2 separate regions of the Homo sapiens genome follow, and region 2 is linked to region 1. Evidence: chromatin loops called from intact Hi-C (ENCODE). Cell type or tissue: prostate gland. All regions are shown on one strand.

Region 1 (8,000 bases):
GAAACTAGAGTGTAACTAACTAAACCAAACAAGAAAAAGAGATGTAATCAATACCTGCGGAGAAATCTTAAAAAGAGGATCTTCTTACACCCCAACTCCTGTTTTAAAGACTGCTACTACAACAGCAGCCACTCTAAGGAGAATCAAGAGATACTAATGATGTGAAGATAGGAAATGCCAACCTATGAAATCTCCTTTCAGTGATTCTGACAAGTCCTGGCGTAAATTCTATACAACTGCACCAAAAATTAACCGTAAGATAACTCTGATGACAAAAGGAGAAACCTGGATTTTACCTATCGGGTTAACACCCAAGCTGTACCCATTGGGGCTCTACTTGGTGTGCTTCCTAAGTCTCAGCTGACCCTTTTGATGAATTAGTGGCACATAGCTTCATTCAAATAAAGAATATCCTATAAACAAAAGTAGTTTCTTCTGTGCTCTTCTCCTTCCCCACATTTTGCTGATGGGTCTGACTCCACAGATCCTAGGTCAAAATGTTTAATGGATCACTCTGGAGAGTGCCTTTAATGTTCAGAAGTTCAGAGAACAGCAAATGTTCTGAAAGGCCTTCCGGAGAAACATGCTTATTGTAAGAGCTCTCCAACAAGTTGGAGATTTGGGTTTACACTATGAAAAAAGAATCAACTTGACACAGTGTCAATTTCCAAAGGTCCAAGGACAGTTACCACTCCTGTTACACAAAGTAGCAGCAAAAGAGGGATAAATAACCAGTGGTTATGGGGAACTAGATTACTTACTTGGTTTGACCGATAACTGCCAACATTAAACAAGGATCTTCTTCAGTTGTGGTACACTTAACTCTTAAAACTCAAGGATTCCTTTTCTTACCTCAAATTTTCCTAGCCATACCATCTGAAATCACCAGTGACAGTCGTGAACAAGCCTTACAATGTGAATTACACTACAGCTATTAAGACATTCCCGTGAAAAATTATTTTAGAACTCTGTGTCAGGAAAAGTCGTCCCCTTGAGGAATTGACATGTATTATTTCCCATGCCTGCTAAGGAGACTGTAACTATGATTCTTTTCATCCTCTGGCTGCTAAAAGTTTCAAGTTGCATGTGATCAACCTCATCAACTATCTTAGCCCTCGAGGTTAACAATATTTTTTTCATTCTTTCTATAGTTTTTACTTCCTTTTATATCACATATATGTTCTGTGTTATAAGCCACTTCAAATGCCCATTGAAGAAAGAATATAAATATACGAATAGACTTTTAAAAAATTACACTGCTATCTTAACTCCCCAACATGCCCCTATCTCCACCTGTTCCAAAAAAAATAGGCACTTATTTGGCAGATGAGGAGATGCAGGTACAAAAGCTAATTAATTTGCTCAAGGTCATATCCCTTTAGTTGACTTCTCGACACCCAGACATCTCAAATCTTCAATCAAACCAACAAGTCCTATTTTGTTCATAGCAGTGTGATAGACCTTGGCATACAAAACTGAGTAAGTCATGATTATAGCTGAAGAATCTAGATATTTATGCTTTTAATTGATGGACATCCACTCTATCTCAAACAAAGCAAACAAAATGAATAAAAGCTGACTCTGTCTCAAACAAAGCAAACAAAATGAATAAAAGCTGACCAGAAAGTGACACTGGGATCTGATCTAACTGAGGACCATCAAGGTCACCCTGAAGTAACCTATATCCTCTGGCATCAAGAACATCCTCAATTCCTGAGGGGCCTCAGGGCTTCAGAATAATCCAAGGATTACTGGTCTAGAGCCAGGGTAGAATTCTCATAGGTGAAGGACTGCACCATTTGAAGAGGTCTTTTTCTCACACCATTAAGTACCATGCCAAGTTACTTTTTTCCCTCTTACTTTTCCCATGCTTTCACGTTATCAACACATGGCAGAGGTACAAAAGTGACTTAAGTCTTAATGTTCAATTCAGCAGTTCTGAAAAACAGATTGCCTAGGACTTGCTATGTGACCTTGACTAGTCCTCAACTGATCCATTAACTTAATAAATGTCTTTTATCATCACTAGGGAAAGGGTAATTAGTCATCATGAAACACTTTATTACAAAGTACTACGTAAATGCTAAAGAATAAAACTTAGAAGAGAAAGATTAATAAGAAACACGGTGGGGCACATTTACTGGTAAATGGAAACTTAAAACAGGGTCTTCCCACATTCCTGGCAGAGCCTGCTTCTTTTAGCTAATGCAATATAAGTCTAAAATCATCAGCACTTGGCCTGACAATAATACACATTAGTAATATTCCTCCTGGGAAGAAGAGAGGAAAAGGGATAGTTATTCATGGTAGGTGGCCACATGGACATCTCAGTTACTAGTTAGCCAGGTGAGCAATTAATATTTGAGTACCTACTGTATGCTGGGTACAAAGCTAGGCACACTGGATACAAAGGTGAACAAGAATCCCTGCCTTAATGAGTTTTTACAATCTACGATATAGACTTTGTCTTATCAACAGTGGTACTTTCAAGAATACAGATTTACTAACATAAAGGCAAGTAACAGCAAAGAAGACAGAGTCTGGGAAATTCAGGTATTAGGGCTTTCCCATTCTTTCCTCTAACTCATCTAAGGTCCCACCCTCAATCATTCTGCTTATAAGGACTGTGACTGTTTCTCCAAAGAATAGTGCAGATTGCAAAGGGTCATTGTCCCAACAAAGCAGTCAACTGAACTCTCAGCACTAAAGTTAATCAGATGCCTCAGAGTCAAGGAATCTTCCACAATCTTTTAAAGGAATTAAATTCTTAATTTTGTGAGAAAACAGCGAAAGCACACAATGGCGACTCGTCTTTTTTGATCTTGCATTTGATTTCTGGAGTGGCAGGTTAATTCACTTAAAAAAAAAAAAAAGAGCCATCTCTCCCACTTAAGACAGCTTAACTAGTTGAAGCCTCAAGGACTTAACTATTCCTGCAGCCCTTGCTTTGTTCAGCCCTGCATCCCATTAAACACTGGATGCAGGCAGAGACAGCTTTGTAAGACTCTGTCTTTATAAAGAAGGGAGACATTTATCTGGGTTCTCACTGGCTTCAGGAAGGTCACCTCTTTGTAAAGGTTCTCTGGTCTACTGCTAACTGGGTGCCAGGTGTATGGAAAATCAAGATGTGGTTGGCAGTAAATGATGAGAAAGCAATAAGGATCCCAATTCCACCACTCGGAGAGCTAGTCAGACTAAAATCTCCAAAGGTTGCCATTTATGAGAGAATTCGAAGGGTGTCCTTTGAGTCAACCTACAGCACAATAGATCAAACTTGTTCTGCCTCAAAAGTACAGTCAAGAGTGAGCAATCTTCCCTTACCACCCACTACTCCAACCCACCCAAGCTCCTTTCTCCAGGGATGCCTAAGTGATCTATTCACATGACTCTAGGATCCACCTGTATCCATGACAGTGTCTGCTGTCACCAACCTCCAAATGTCAATTTCTTACATATTTCGAAGTAATTGGAATGCTGTAGAAAGTGAAAATCATAGATTTTCAGTTTCATGTTACCCTCATCGCTTTCACCTGTATATCAGAGCTAGCTTCACGCATTCTTTTCTCTTGCCTCCCAGCTATCACGCAGTTGTTGGATAAAGCGGCCACTGCTCCCAAAGATTTGATGGAAGTTCTGCCAGATTTACCCACTCACCTGAAGGGAGATTTTCTGTACACCCCATGCCCCCGGACTGGTCACAAGGGTCAGCTGAGTTGGTTCACCCCCTCCCACTCTCGTCTTCGAGGCCCTTCATCCAGGAAAAGTCAGTCGCAAATTTAAGGCCTGGCCCTGTCGGGTTTCAAAACGATCCCGGAGGACTTGGGCCGAGGGACAAAGGAAAGCGAGGTCAGAGGCGGCCTTTCAGCCCGGGAGAGGCCTGGGGCCGCACAGCCGCCACCCCCTACATCACCTCCGCCGTCCCCAGTCACCCCCAGAAGTCCCAAACTAGCCAGAGCCCGGGCTTGCTCGCGTCCCTTCCGCGAGGCCGGAGCCCGAGCCCCCGCCGCCACCCAGAGCCCCCGCACCTTCTTGGGCGCCTTGGTGACGGTGGCCATGAAGGAGTACTTCTCGGCGTCCTCGATCTCCTTGGCCTGCTTCAGCTCCTCCCCGACCCCGGGCAGCGGCATCGCGTCAGGCATCGACATTCCCCGGCCGGCCCGGCCAGCGGCTGACCCGCCGCCCCCGCCTCTTTCCCCCTCTGGCGCCCGCCCGCCTGCCCGCGCGGCGCCCTCCGACACGCGATCGCCCACCCTCCTGCCGGCCCCTGCGTCGAGCTGCGTCGGCTTCTGAGGTGCTGTGGCCCACGCCTTGTCTGTTCGGCAGCCCAAGGCAGCCGGACAGCGACGGCGGCCACAAGAGAACCAGAACAGCAGCTCCGAGCTCCGACCTGCCCGCGCCGCCACCTCCGCTGTACGCAAACACGCACGCAAAGCGAGGGTAGAGGGCGGTGACGCCACGTCAAGTACTGGCAGCTCCCGGGAGGGGGAAGAGGCGGGGAGAAAGGGCACTCTGTCGTGACGTCACCACGCTGGGCTGGGCCACAGAAGCCGTTCCTCTCCCGCTCGAGAGCGAAGTTCCCAGGGTGAGCAGGACCCTTTGTGCCACCAGGTGGCACCATCAGCCCTGGGAGCAGCGCGAGGTTCATGCAACGATGCTGCGGAACGGAGGGTCTTTGGGCTGCGGGGTTCCTGGCAAGGCCTCAGAGGCGCATGAAAGGGGTGTTTGGGAGCAAAGACCAGAGCCCCACACGACACATCCTACAGCGATTCCTAGGAAATGTCCGGGGCTCGAGACAGCCCACTCACTCACTGGCCCAGCCCCAGGCCCTTTGGATTAAAGCTCCTTCCCAAGGGGCCGTGCCTGTCTTTTTGACTTCATAGGGGGCAGAACTGACTCAGAGTAGTCTGGTTTCTGCACAACGCTTTGTGACTTCCTCCACCACCATCTCCGACTGGGCCTTGCCTGTTTACAAAACCCTCATTGGGATAGGGCTGATGGGTATGAGGGTGGAGACCAGGAGAGCTGATGGAGAAGTCCCCAGCCAGAATGGCCTTCCGGTCCTTGCTCCACCAAAGCATTAGACCCTTCCAGCTCTCAGTGGGCATCCAGGACATTCATGGACTGCTCACACCCTTTTACTGGGCCTACTATGTGCAGTGCCTGTGCTGAGGCCCTGCTGGCAAAAGGACATGTGACGCATTTTATGTTTTGCAAGGCTTAGTTCAGCTGGAGAGGCAAAACCTGCTTGTATCCTAATGTCAGCTGAGGTAGCTTGTCCTTTGAGATTCAAATGACATTGGCTCCAATTACCATGTCCTGTGGAAAGTCCATTACTGGGAGGACTTGGATTTTCATGGTCACCTCTGGCTCTAGTTTTTTTGCCTTGTCTGGCATTTTATTCACTATTCTGGTCTTGTGACTGTTTCTGTAGCTCCTGGGGTCAATTCAGCCGCTTCTCCTTTCAACCCCCACCCCATGCTAAACAACTACAAAATAAGGCTGTAACATGTAGTAAAACTTTTAATAAAGGTTTGTGGGTCACAGGGGAGAGATTACATCACACAGCAAACAATTTAAGAACACATTTCTGAAATGTTCTGAAAAGTTATTTTGGCTGTCTTACCACCCGGGGATTTCTCAATGGCCACAAGATCCCACCACGCTCCCTAGCCCATTGCCATCTAATCTAGCTTCCTCCTGTTCCTCCCTTCCCATCTCTGCACCTCATCCTTCCTTCCTTGATAGACTCTGGGAAGCCAGATTCTCCTCTGCTGTGCTGAGCAATTCCAGTCTTCCCAGTGCCCTTTCCCTAAATTCCTCCCCAGGACCACCTTTTTTTTTTTTTTGAGATGACGTCTCGCTCTGTTGCCCAAGCTGGAGTGCTCTCAGCTCACTGCAACCTCCGCCTGCCGGGTTCAAGTGATTCTCCTGCCTCAGCCTCCTGAGTGAGTAGCTGGGACTATAGGCGTGCGCCACCGTGCCCGGCTAATTTTTGTATTTTTAGTAGAGACGGGGTTTCACCATCTTGGCCAGGCTGGTCTCGGATCCTGACCTCGTGATCCACCTGCCTCGGCCTCCCAAAGTGCTGGGATTACAGGCGTGAGCCACCGCGCCTGGCCAGGACCACCTTTTAACATCCAGAAACCTCCCAGGTTTTTAACAGGGCATACCCTTTCAAGAAGGAAGTTTTGGTTTGAAATGGCATTTTCCCCACTGATTTGTGTTCAGGGCTGGGGAGAGTGTGAAATATTCACCTCTAGGGCCCTAAAAGTCTTAGTCAGGGAATCCTGTGTTCCAGCCACCTAGCCTCATGAGACTGTCTGTTTGAAAAGGGCTGTAGAAGTGCCTGGAAGAATGCACCCTTTGCACATCTGCAGACCTTGGTCTTGAACTGTTTGTATTCTTTCATCTGCTCACTTTTTTGAGCACTCACACTTCCCTGTCAGGGGCATCACTGTAGCAGAACGGGAACAGAGATGGAGACCAGAATACCAGGTTCATCCATGAGGGTGCCAGACTGACATCTTTCAGCTAGGGGTCAGGAACCACACCTGGTGCACTAAGGACTCTCTGAACATAAGGCTCACAGTGGCTTTCATCCTTGTGGGTTTGCCCAAACTGTTGGCAGAGCCCAGGGATCAGAGATGCCTGCCCAAAGACTCGAGGCAGAACCCATTGGAACCAGGGATGAAATCTCAAGTCCCTATAGTAGAAAAATGTGTGACTTAAGAAGATCTTTTTTTTTTTTTTTTTTTTTTTTTTAAAGAGAAGCATCAGTGTATCTGTCTTTTGGATTTGATTTTTAGAACTCACTTTGTCTAAACATGTTGTCTCTCAGTCCCCCAGTTCTGCTGTGCATTTAAGCATCCAGACTGTGAGCTTCCTGGAGATTGAAGTTCAGTCTTTACTCCTCCTGGACCAGGTCTGCCCTAGCACCAGGCTCACAGTGTTGTCTGCTATTGCTGCTGCTACAGAGGATGACAGACAGGGCCAGGCCTAGAGCATGCAGTACCTTAGCAGTCTGGGCTAAGAAGGAGATCAGCAGGTCAGACTCCACTCACCTGAGTGGCTGGCCTGAGGGGAGGTTGATGAGCTGATGTAGGAGAGTTCGGGGACTCAGACTGGAAAGGGGAAGGGCAGCACCCCCTACCCTGGTGGAAAGCATTAGGCCTATGTGGTTCAAGTGAGGCCAGGGGCCCGGGACATTCTTGGAAACCAGCCACTGCAGGGGGCATGGGTGGCTGCCATCCCTTCCATCACGTGTGTGCTGGAGAGCAAAGAGCTCACCCAGCCAGGGAGTGTGACAACATAACATCCGTGAGAATCATTGCATCCTGTCTCCCACCCCCAAAACCCATCCTAAGATAGCCTCACATGGCACAGCTAAGGCGATTGCTTCTCATGAATGCCAAGAGATGACTTGTCTTCAGCCTACCCACCCACCTGACTCAGCACCTCTACTGGCAAGCTCACTGCCCTGAACAGCGCATCCACACACAGGTGAGAGACCCCCCACGGGGCAATTGGAGAAGAACAGGGACCCAAAGACAGATGCACCTGCTGTGTGTGGTGGTGGGAAGTCTCCAAGGGCCTGGAGCGAAGACCCTTGCTAGAAAGGAGTGGCCTAAGGGCAGTGGTGAATTGGGAGATGCTGTCACCAGAAATGTAGTGGCATTGGGCTACCACACGTGGGCTTGGTCTTGTTAATCAGATTCACTGTTTGTCCACCCCCAAATTGATGTTCTACATTCAGTCATTTGTTCTTTTATTTATAAAATATATATTGAGTGCCGAAGAAGTGCCAGCAGCAGGGCTAGATGTCAGTCGGGACTACAGAGATAAATAAGCTGAGGTGCTGATCTCTACGTGGGGACAGGTGATGGGGGTGGGGTGCAGTGGAGGGCAAAGGGATGACACAGAGGGAGATGCTGCCAGAGCTGAGTCTTGACAGATAAGCAGCTGGGCAAGGGAGGGAAGATTCTCCAGGCTGAAGAAACAGC
Region 2 (8,000 bases), 340 kb after region 1:
TACCATGTTGGCCAGGCTGGTCTCGAACTCCTGACCTCAGGTGATCCACCCATCTTGGCTTCCCAAAGTGCTGGGATGACAGGCATGAGCCACCACACCCAGCCTCTAATGGCATTTTTTTACAGAAATAGGAAAAAATAATCCTAAAATTCATATGGAACCACAAAAGATCCCAAATAACCAACACAATCTTGAGAAAGAAGAACAAAGCTGGAGGCATCAACTTCCTGATTCCAAAATATATTACAAAGCTATAGTAATTAAAACAGTATGGTACTGTCATATAAACAGACACAAGGACCAATGGAACAGAACAGACAGCCCAGAAATAACCTAAGTGTATATAATCAACTGATCTTCAACAGGGTGCCAAGAATACACAATGGACAAACGATGGCCTCTTTAACAAATGGTTTTGGGAAAACTGAATATGGACATACAAAAGAATAAAATTGGACCCCTGTCTTACACCACACTCAAAAATGAGCTCACAATGGATTAAAGATTTAAATATAACACCTAAACCTATAAGACTCCTAGAAGAAAACATAGGAGAAAGTCTTCATGACATTGGTCTAAGCGATGATTTCTTTTATATATCAAAAGCACAGGCAACAAAAGCAAAAATAGACGAATGGAACCACATCAAACTAAAAACCTTCTGCACAGCAAAAGAAACAACAGTGAAAAGGCAGTCTATGGAATTGGAGAAAATATTTGCAAACCACATATCTGAGAAGAGGTTAGCTAACATCCAAAATACATATAGAACTCCCACAACTCAATAGCAAAAATTACTTTAAAGCTTTTAACTATAGCCTTAAAATATAATTGAATAAAATATGTGTATATTAAATGTATTTTGAATAAACTGTAGTAACTTTTCTAAATAAACAGAAAATCATACCTTATTCTGTACACATACCTGTATCTCTCTGCATTAGTGTATCCAGTACAATTAACCATCTACTCTCATTATTATATTTAATTAGAGTAACCAATCTTCTTGTTTTCTCAAAAAAAAAAAAAAAAAAAAAGCCCCGAGAAAAGAAAGTTTAAAACTGTCCAGCTAAGACTGGCCACGGTGCCACCATGCCCAGCCCAGTACTGATATTTTCTGAGATTTGATCTCACACTTGGCTGCGGGGCTTTTACCTAATTCCTTTGAGAACAATCCTGCCTCTGCTACCTTTGGCCAGCTATTGGAAGGGGCATCCAGCTCTCTGCCAGCCACCTCACCCTACTCAGACAGGGGGCCCAACTCCACCTCAAACCAGGAGAAGTGGAAAAGAGTCTTTTTTCCTGCTGTTCGTCTGAAGGTGCAGGTCATCCCTAAGTGCACGTGGCAGTCCAGGTCTCCCCTGTGCCCTGGAACATCCTTCTCCCTGGCCTCTGCTCCTGGGTGTCTTGAGAAACATAACTTCTTGATCACCAATTTAAGTATGACAGTGGGGTTTAGAAAAAAGCTATGTTCCCTTTAAAGAAGGGGCTTATTTGCTTTTGCTAATAATCCCAGCCAATACTTACTGAGTGTCTATGACTTGTCTACTATATATACCTCCTCACCAAATTCTCAAAACATCTCTTTGAATTATTTCTTTCTTCCCTCATTTTATGGATGAGAAAACTGAGGCTCAGGAAAATTAAGTAACTTGCCCAAGGACACACAGCTAGCAAGTCACCAAGTTGTATCTGACCAGTCCAGTCAACCCCAAGACCTGGGTCTACCCAGGACACCACACTGCCTACAAAACGCTGCAGGGTGAAACCACAGGATCCAAAGAGCCAACAACAATCCAAGACTTTCCAGACACCGTGGGGGCTGATAGTAGACAAACTTGGCCCTAGGCCAAGAGGCCCTCACGTGCCAAGCACTGTAGGCATTTCTTAGAATTCTTTGTGTCTTTTGTTTTCATTATCAGCAAGAAATGCTACTTCACAAGGCTGGAATATTTCGTGTAATGTGATCCTATAAACACACGCTAAGCGGGGAGTAAACAAGGCAGCAGACATGCCGGAGAGAGACCTGAGCCCGAATGCGTGGGAAAGCTTCAGAGCAGTGCACCGGGGAACACAAACATCATTGGCTGCAAAAAAGGTCCCTGTAATGACCTTTGTCATTTGGGGTTTACTGTTGCTGTTTCCCTAAATACAAAGAAAGTGCACAAAGAGGCCAGGCGCAGTGGCTCACGCCTGTAATTCCAGCACTTTGGGAGGCCGAGGCGGGTGGATCACGAGGTCAGGAGATCGAGACCATCCTGGCTAACACGGTGAAACCCCGTCTCTAAAAATACAAAAAATTAGCTGGGCGTGGTGGCGGGCGCCTGTAGTCCCAGCTACTCGGGAGGCTGAGGCAGGAGAATGGCGTGAACCCGGGAGGCGGAGCTTGCAGTGATCCGAGGTGGCGCCACTGCACTCCAGCCTGGGCGACAGAGCGAGACTCCGTCTCAAAAAAAAAAAAAAAGACAAAGAAAAAGCAAAGAAAAGAAAGCAAGTGCACAAAGAGAGAATGAGGTCAAGTGGGGGAGGCAATGAGTTCAATCTGGCAGGAATGCACAGCAGGTTATAAAGATGGCCCCAGAACACGGGAGCTGGGCCATGGATGCATGCAGGGGTTTGACCTGGGGTTGGGGGGACAAGCAGGAATCTCCAGGTAGCAATCTTGGTGGTGGTGGGGTTCTGGCAGCTCTGCCTGTGGTGCAGCATCAGGGGTTAAGGACGTCCTCCAGAGGAGCGGCGAGGGAAACTAGGGGTGTCAGTAGACGATCTGGGATTCCAGGCCGCCTCCAGCCTGGCTGAGAACTGCCGGATCAAACAGAAAGCAGAGGTGATGCTTTCTCATTCAGACGGGGCTGGGTGGGAAGGAAAGGCTGTGGCTTTATGGCACACACAAAGTGTGTGGGGTCAGGACATACCGCAGATCCCCAGCTCCCTGAACCCTCCGCCTGCCTCTCCCGCGCTGGCCCAGCCCCGCAGGCAGAGGCACGAGCCATTGATGCAGTATTTGAAGGTGGCTGAACCCAAGCAGGAGGTGCAGCCTCTACCCGAGAGGGGGTGCAGGCAGAAGAGTGGGAGAGAAGCCTGGAGGTCTCCTGTGGCCAACGGGCCCCATGCCTGCCCCTCAGCAGCATGGGATGACTGGCGAACCCCAGCCGACCCCACATTTACTAGACTCCACGGCTACCGGTAGGGTTACAAGTTTAAGTGACTCTGAGGCCTAAACCTCCGCCCGATTTCTGGGGAGAGTCCAGCAGCGCGCCCTGGTGGCCAACCGTGCACCTCCCAGGTAGGGAAAGGCCCGCGGGGTCCCTCCTGCCTGCGGGATCCTCAGGCCAGTCCCGCGGGCGCTGCTCTGCTCTCAGCGCTACCCACCTGCAAGGGGCACGGCTCTGACCACAGTAGAGGGACAGCCCGTTAGGCGCCACCTCGCAGCTACAGCTCTTTGGGCTTTTCGGTTCTTTGAGCAGGAACTTAAGCCACATTCCCCAGGGACCAAGAAAGAGTTTTGGAGCACCCTTGGTGCAACCCCAGAAAGTAGCATTCGGAGAACATTGGCCACCCTTTATTCAATAGCTGAATGGTGGCTACTTTGCGCCTATTATTTTATTTCTTACCACCTCTCCATGAAATAAGTAGTGTTATTAGCCTCTTTTTACTATTAAGAACACTGAGGTTGGTTTTTTTCTTTTTTTTACATTGAAGTGAAATTCACATAATATAAAATGAACAATTTTAGAGTGAACAATTCCGTGGCAATTAGTACATTCACAATGTTGGGCAGCCACCACCTCTATCCAGTTTCAAAATATTTTTATCACCCCCAAAAGACACCCATACCCATTAAGCAGTTGCTTCCCATCACCCCACTTCCCCAGCCTCTGGAAACCACCAATCTGTATATGTCTCTACAGATTTACTTATTCTGGGTATTTCACATAAATACAGTCATACAGCACGTGATCTTTGTGTCTTGTCTGGCTTGTATTGCTCAGCATAATGTTTTCCAGGTTCATCCACTGAATGGAAGAATCAGTACTTTATCCCTTTTATGGCTGAATGATATTTCATTATATGGATATAACACATGTTGTTTATCCATTTATTTGTTGATGCACATTTGGACTATTTTCACCTTTCGGCTATTGTGAACATTACTGCTGTACACATGAGTGTGTGTGTGTGTGTGTGTGTGTGTGTGTATAATTTTTATTTATTTATTTTTTGAGACAGAGTCTCACTCTGTCACCCAGGCTGGAGTGCAGTGGCACAATCTCGGCTCACTGCAACCTCCGCCTCAGGGGTTCAAGCGATTCTCCTGCCTCAGCCTCCTAAGTAGCTGGGATTACAGGCATGTAATCCGGCTAATTTTGTATTGTTTTAGTAGAGACAGGGTTTCACCATGTTGGTCAGGCTGGTCTCGAACTCCTGACCTCAGGTGATCCACCTGCCTCGGCCTCCCAAAGTGCTGGGATTACAGGCATGAGCCACCATGCCCAGAGAGTGTACATATATTTTTGAAGTGCCAGTTTTCACTTCTTTGGGGAATATACCTGGGAGGGGAATTGCTGGGTCATGTGGTAATTGTATTCTAACATTTTGGGGAACCATCAAACTGTTTTTCATAGTGGCTGCACAACTGTACATTTCCACGTGCAATTATGAGGGTTCCAATTTCCCCACATCCTTGCAACACTGATTTTCCATTCTTGTCTTATTGTAGTCATCCTAGTGGGTGTAAAGTTGCGCTGAGGCTTATGTGGATAGGGTGGGTGAGACTGAGAAACCCAAGGCCTACAGCTTGGATAGAAAAGTGCTTTCTGCAGACCTGTCCCTCTCTATTGGCCCCACCACCTCCCCTCTAGTAGCCCATGCCAACCCCAACCCTAACTCCATAAGAGGCCAGCAAATCTTCTTTTCTATCCCGTGCCACGTGGCGAGCTCGGTCATCCTCTTTAAGCCAAATCTCCTCAGTCAGAGGGCCATCATTTTGTCTCTCACCTTAATACCAAGAACCTAACCTTGGAGCCCCAAGTGTCCTTCCTGGGCTCTGCTATGGCCCTGTGTCCTTACCCAAGATCAGCAGGTTCCCAGGGCTAAGCACACACGGGGAACAATTATTGGACTAAGTGCCATGGGACAAGCTTCTTGTGCCAGCAGAGCCTCTCTCTCTCTCTTTGAGGGAGGCAAGGAGATCCTCTGGTTTCCATCTCAGGGAGGCACTGGTCTGAGAGTGAAGGGCAGTGCCATCCTCTTCTACCGTGGGCCTTTGGAGCACTGACCCCACACCAGAGCAGGATGGGAAGATGCCCCCAACACAGTCCCCAAATGCCTTCCTCCTTCCTGCTCCTCCATGCAGGCTCTCCCCATCCATCTGGTCAAAGCCAATCTCCTCCTTGGAGACTTATCCAAGTGCCCCAGACCCTAGAGCTTCCTCCATGTCCTGACTACCCACAGCCCATGTAATCTTCTGCCAGGGCTCTTAGCAAGGAGCTTTATCTCCTGGGGTGTGACCAGTCTATGAGGCTGACAATTAGGCCTTCCTCAAAGCTCTGAAGGTTACTGGAAAATCCACTCAGAGATGAAATAAACACCCCCAGAAAGGCCAGGCATGGTGGCTCATGCCTGTAATCCCAGCACTTTGGGAGACCAAGGTGTGTGGATTGCTTGAAGCCAGGAGTTTGAGACCAGCCTGGGCAATATAGTGAGACCTCATCTCTATAAAAAGTACAAAAATTAGCTGGGTGTGGTGGTGTGCGCCTATAATCCCAGCTACCCGGGAGGCTGAGGTGGGAGGATTGCTTAAGCCCGAAGGTGGAGGTTGCAGTGAGCCAAGATCATGCCAGCCTGGGCTATAGAGCAAGACCCGGTCTTGAAAAACAAAAACAAAACACGCCTGCAGACATCATCTAGAAATTCAGAGGCATTCCACATGAAGAGCAGGAGTCTGGAAACCCCATTAGGTTTTGCCGATGTAAAAGAAGATATGGCCTAACCACACATGGCCCACATTATCTGGAGGAAAAATGTGGTCACGAGATAATGTGGGTGGTGTGGGGGCTTAGGACAGGACAGGCAAAAAGCCAGTGTGTGCATGTGGCTCCAGCCTTGCCCTGCAGAAACGGGGTCCACCTCAGCTAGTGGCAGTGCAGCTCTCCTAGTAGGGATCCTGGCATGAGCCTAAGCCATAGCTCTCACTGGAGGGGTCATACATGAGCTAGCCTGCCCACCAGGCTGGTGAGTGGGGCCCCAAGTGTGCCCGCTGCAGAGTTAGTGGGCATGGGTGCCTAGAGAGGGTGCCCCAGCCCATCCATTCCCAGAACCCAGCCTCAGGCAGAAGCTGTTCTCAGGAGGTACCGCCACCCTGTGGACCAGTTGGGTACTGCACAAGGACTACCAGCCAAAGGGCAAGCAGGAGCTGAAACCCAGCCTACACTCTGCTCACCCAAAAACTCAGGCTGCACAGCTGCAGTCACCTGGAGGGAGAGACACTCTACCAAAATATGCCCTTCGTTCTTTGAGCTTTCAGGGGTATATCTGCCCAGGAGGCTCACCTTTTCCTAACTCACACAAAGGTGGCATGAGGATGTTTCAGCTCTGGGTTTGTGCGTGACCCCAGGGCTCAAGCAGCCCAGCAGGGTATCTGGTGCACAGGGAGAGGACGTGACAGAGGGAAAGGAGAGAGCCGTGCACTGGGCTTCTTCAGGGTGGGGCTCTGGCCGGCCACTCTGGGGACACTGAGGCATGAATATGCACACTCCCATGGCAACCCGAGGTGATTGGCAGCTCTGTGGGCACTGAGAAGTATTCAGCTGCAGGACACAACTGGGTGGAGTGGGGGCTGCTGGAGCTTCAGTTGATTTACAGACTCATGTAGGATGCTGCCTGGAACGTTCAGACCTGGATAGGTGACATCCTCCAAGAGTAGGCACAAGAACTAGTGGCATCAGTGAGAATGCAGCTACACGTGCACCCTCAGGCTGTGGGCACTCCAGAGACCCCCAGCCAGGCTGACACAGATGTCAGGTGGGTTACATGCTGCGCGAGAGCCTCTGGGTGATCAGAGACTGCAAGCCAGCCTGTGCTCTGCTGGCCAAGCTGTGCTCCCCATCAGGAGGCTGTGTCTACCCAAGGAAGGGACATCTTTTTCTAAACCCACAAAGGCACTTTCTGGGCAGAAGGGCTCTGCTCAAGTGCACATGGGTGCAGAGGAGAAGGAGGCCCAGGGCTGACCCAGACTCTTCGAAACCCTGGTTCCAATATATTGCTCATCAAGCCACTTCTGGTTGACTTTTTAAAAAAAATCCTGTGCTTGTTGTTTTCAGTCTTTATTGTAAGCTGATAAGTAGCTTATCAGCTCCTGTGTGCTGGGTTAGAGGGAGTTGGTTTCTATGGGCAGTCACATTTGCATGAGGGAACGGAGTGAGGGCCTGACCAGTGGCCTCCTGAACACCAGCTGCTGGTCCATCTTGCATCTGTCCACCCAGGGCTTTCGATGAACACCATGGAGAAGCCTCTCCTCCTCTCGCCCCTCCTCCTTCCACCTTGCCCCAGCACCTGCTTCTCTCCCAACCAACTTCCATCCTGACTCCAGGCTCTGAGGAAAGAGCTGCAAGGAAAGGCGAGGCACCTGCAGCAGGTATTGGCCTCCTGGCCTGCTGGGGAGAAGGAAGAGGTGGGTAGAGAGAGGGAGGCAGCGAGGAAGCCATCAGGAAGGCAGGAGGACCAGCTAGGAGCAGGCTCACCCACGCTACGAGGCAAGGAATATTCCCCAACAAGGGAGCAGTTGGTGGGCCGCTGGGTATTGTCCCAGGTTCCCCTGCTACCCTGTGACAAAACCCGAAGGCCGCTTATCTCAGCCGTATCCTGGCTGGATGTCGCTGTGTCTCAGCTGATGTGAGATTCAGATGCTCTGAGACAGCCTGGTCATGCAGGATTCTGGAGGTTGCCAGTCCACTGGAGAAGATACGCCATAATGGCTCCACTTGGAATCTGGAGTCAGA

The links. Hi-C counts contacts between places; a loop is a spot of excess contacts. Peaks named below come from ENCODE experiments on the same cell type or tissue, not always from the same donor. Only the 100,000 strongest peaks of a DNase experiment are listed, where the experiment ranks them.
Region 2: it touches region 1 in a loop (4-fold over the local background); 81 of 110 quality-filtered maps call a loop at or near these places.

Annotation. Positions count from the first base shown.
Region 1 is chr1:109,981,198-109,989,197 of GRCh38, reverse strand. AHCYL1 (adenosylhomocysteinase like 1) reads right to left here and starts at 4,433. Exons shown (of 17, transcript NM_006621.7): 1 at 4,026-4,433. The coding sequence starts at 4,145. RefSeq lists silencers at 3,888-3,957, 4,138-4,207. In prostate gland, a CTCF peak has its summit at 4,573 (motif pointing right); a DNase peak (open chromatin) is centred at 4,507; H3K4me3 peaks cover 1,739 bases; H3K27ac peaks cover 1,347 bases.
Region 2 is chr1:109,638,769-109,646,768 of GRCh38, reverse strand. No RefSeq gene overlaps it. Among named protein-coding and RNA genes, the nearest start is that of GSTM4, 13 kb to the left of the region's middle. RefSeq lists enhancers at 1,840-2,713, 3,088-3,382. In prostate gland, CTCF peaks have their summits at 3,072, 3,272 (motif pointing left) and 6,364 (motif pointing left); DNase peaks (open chromatin) are centred at 3,258 and 6,368.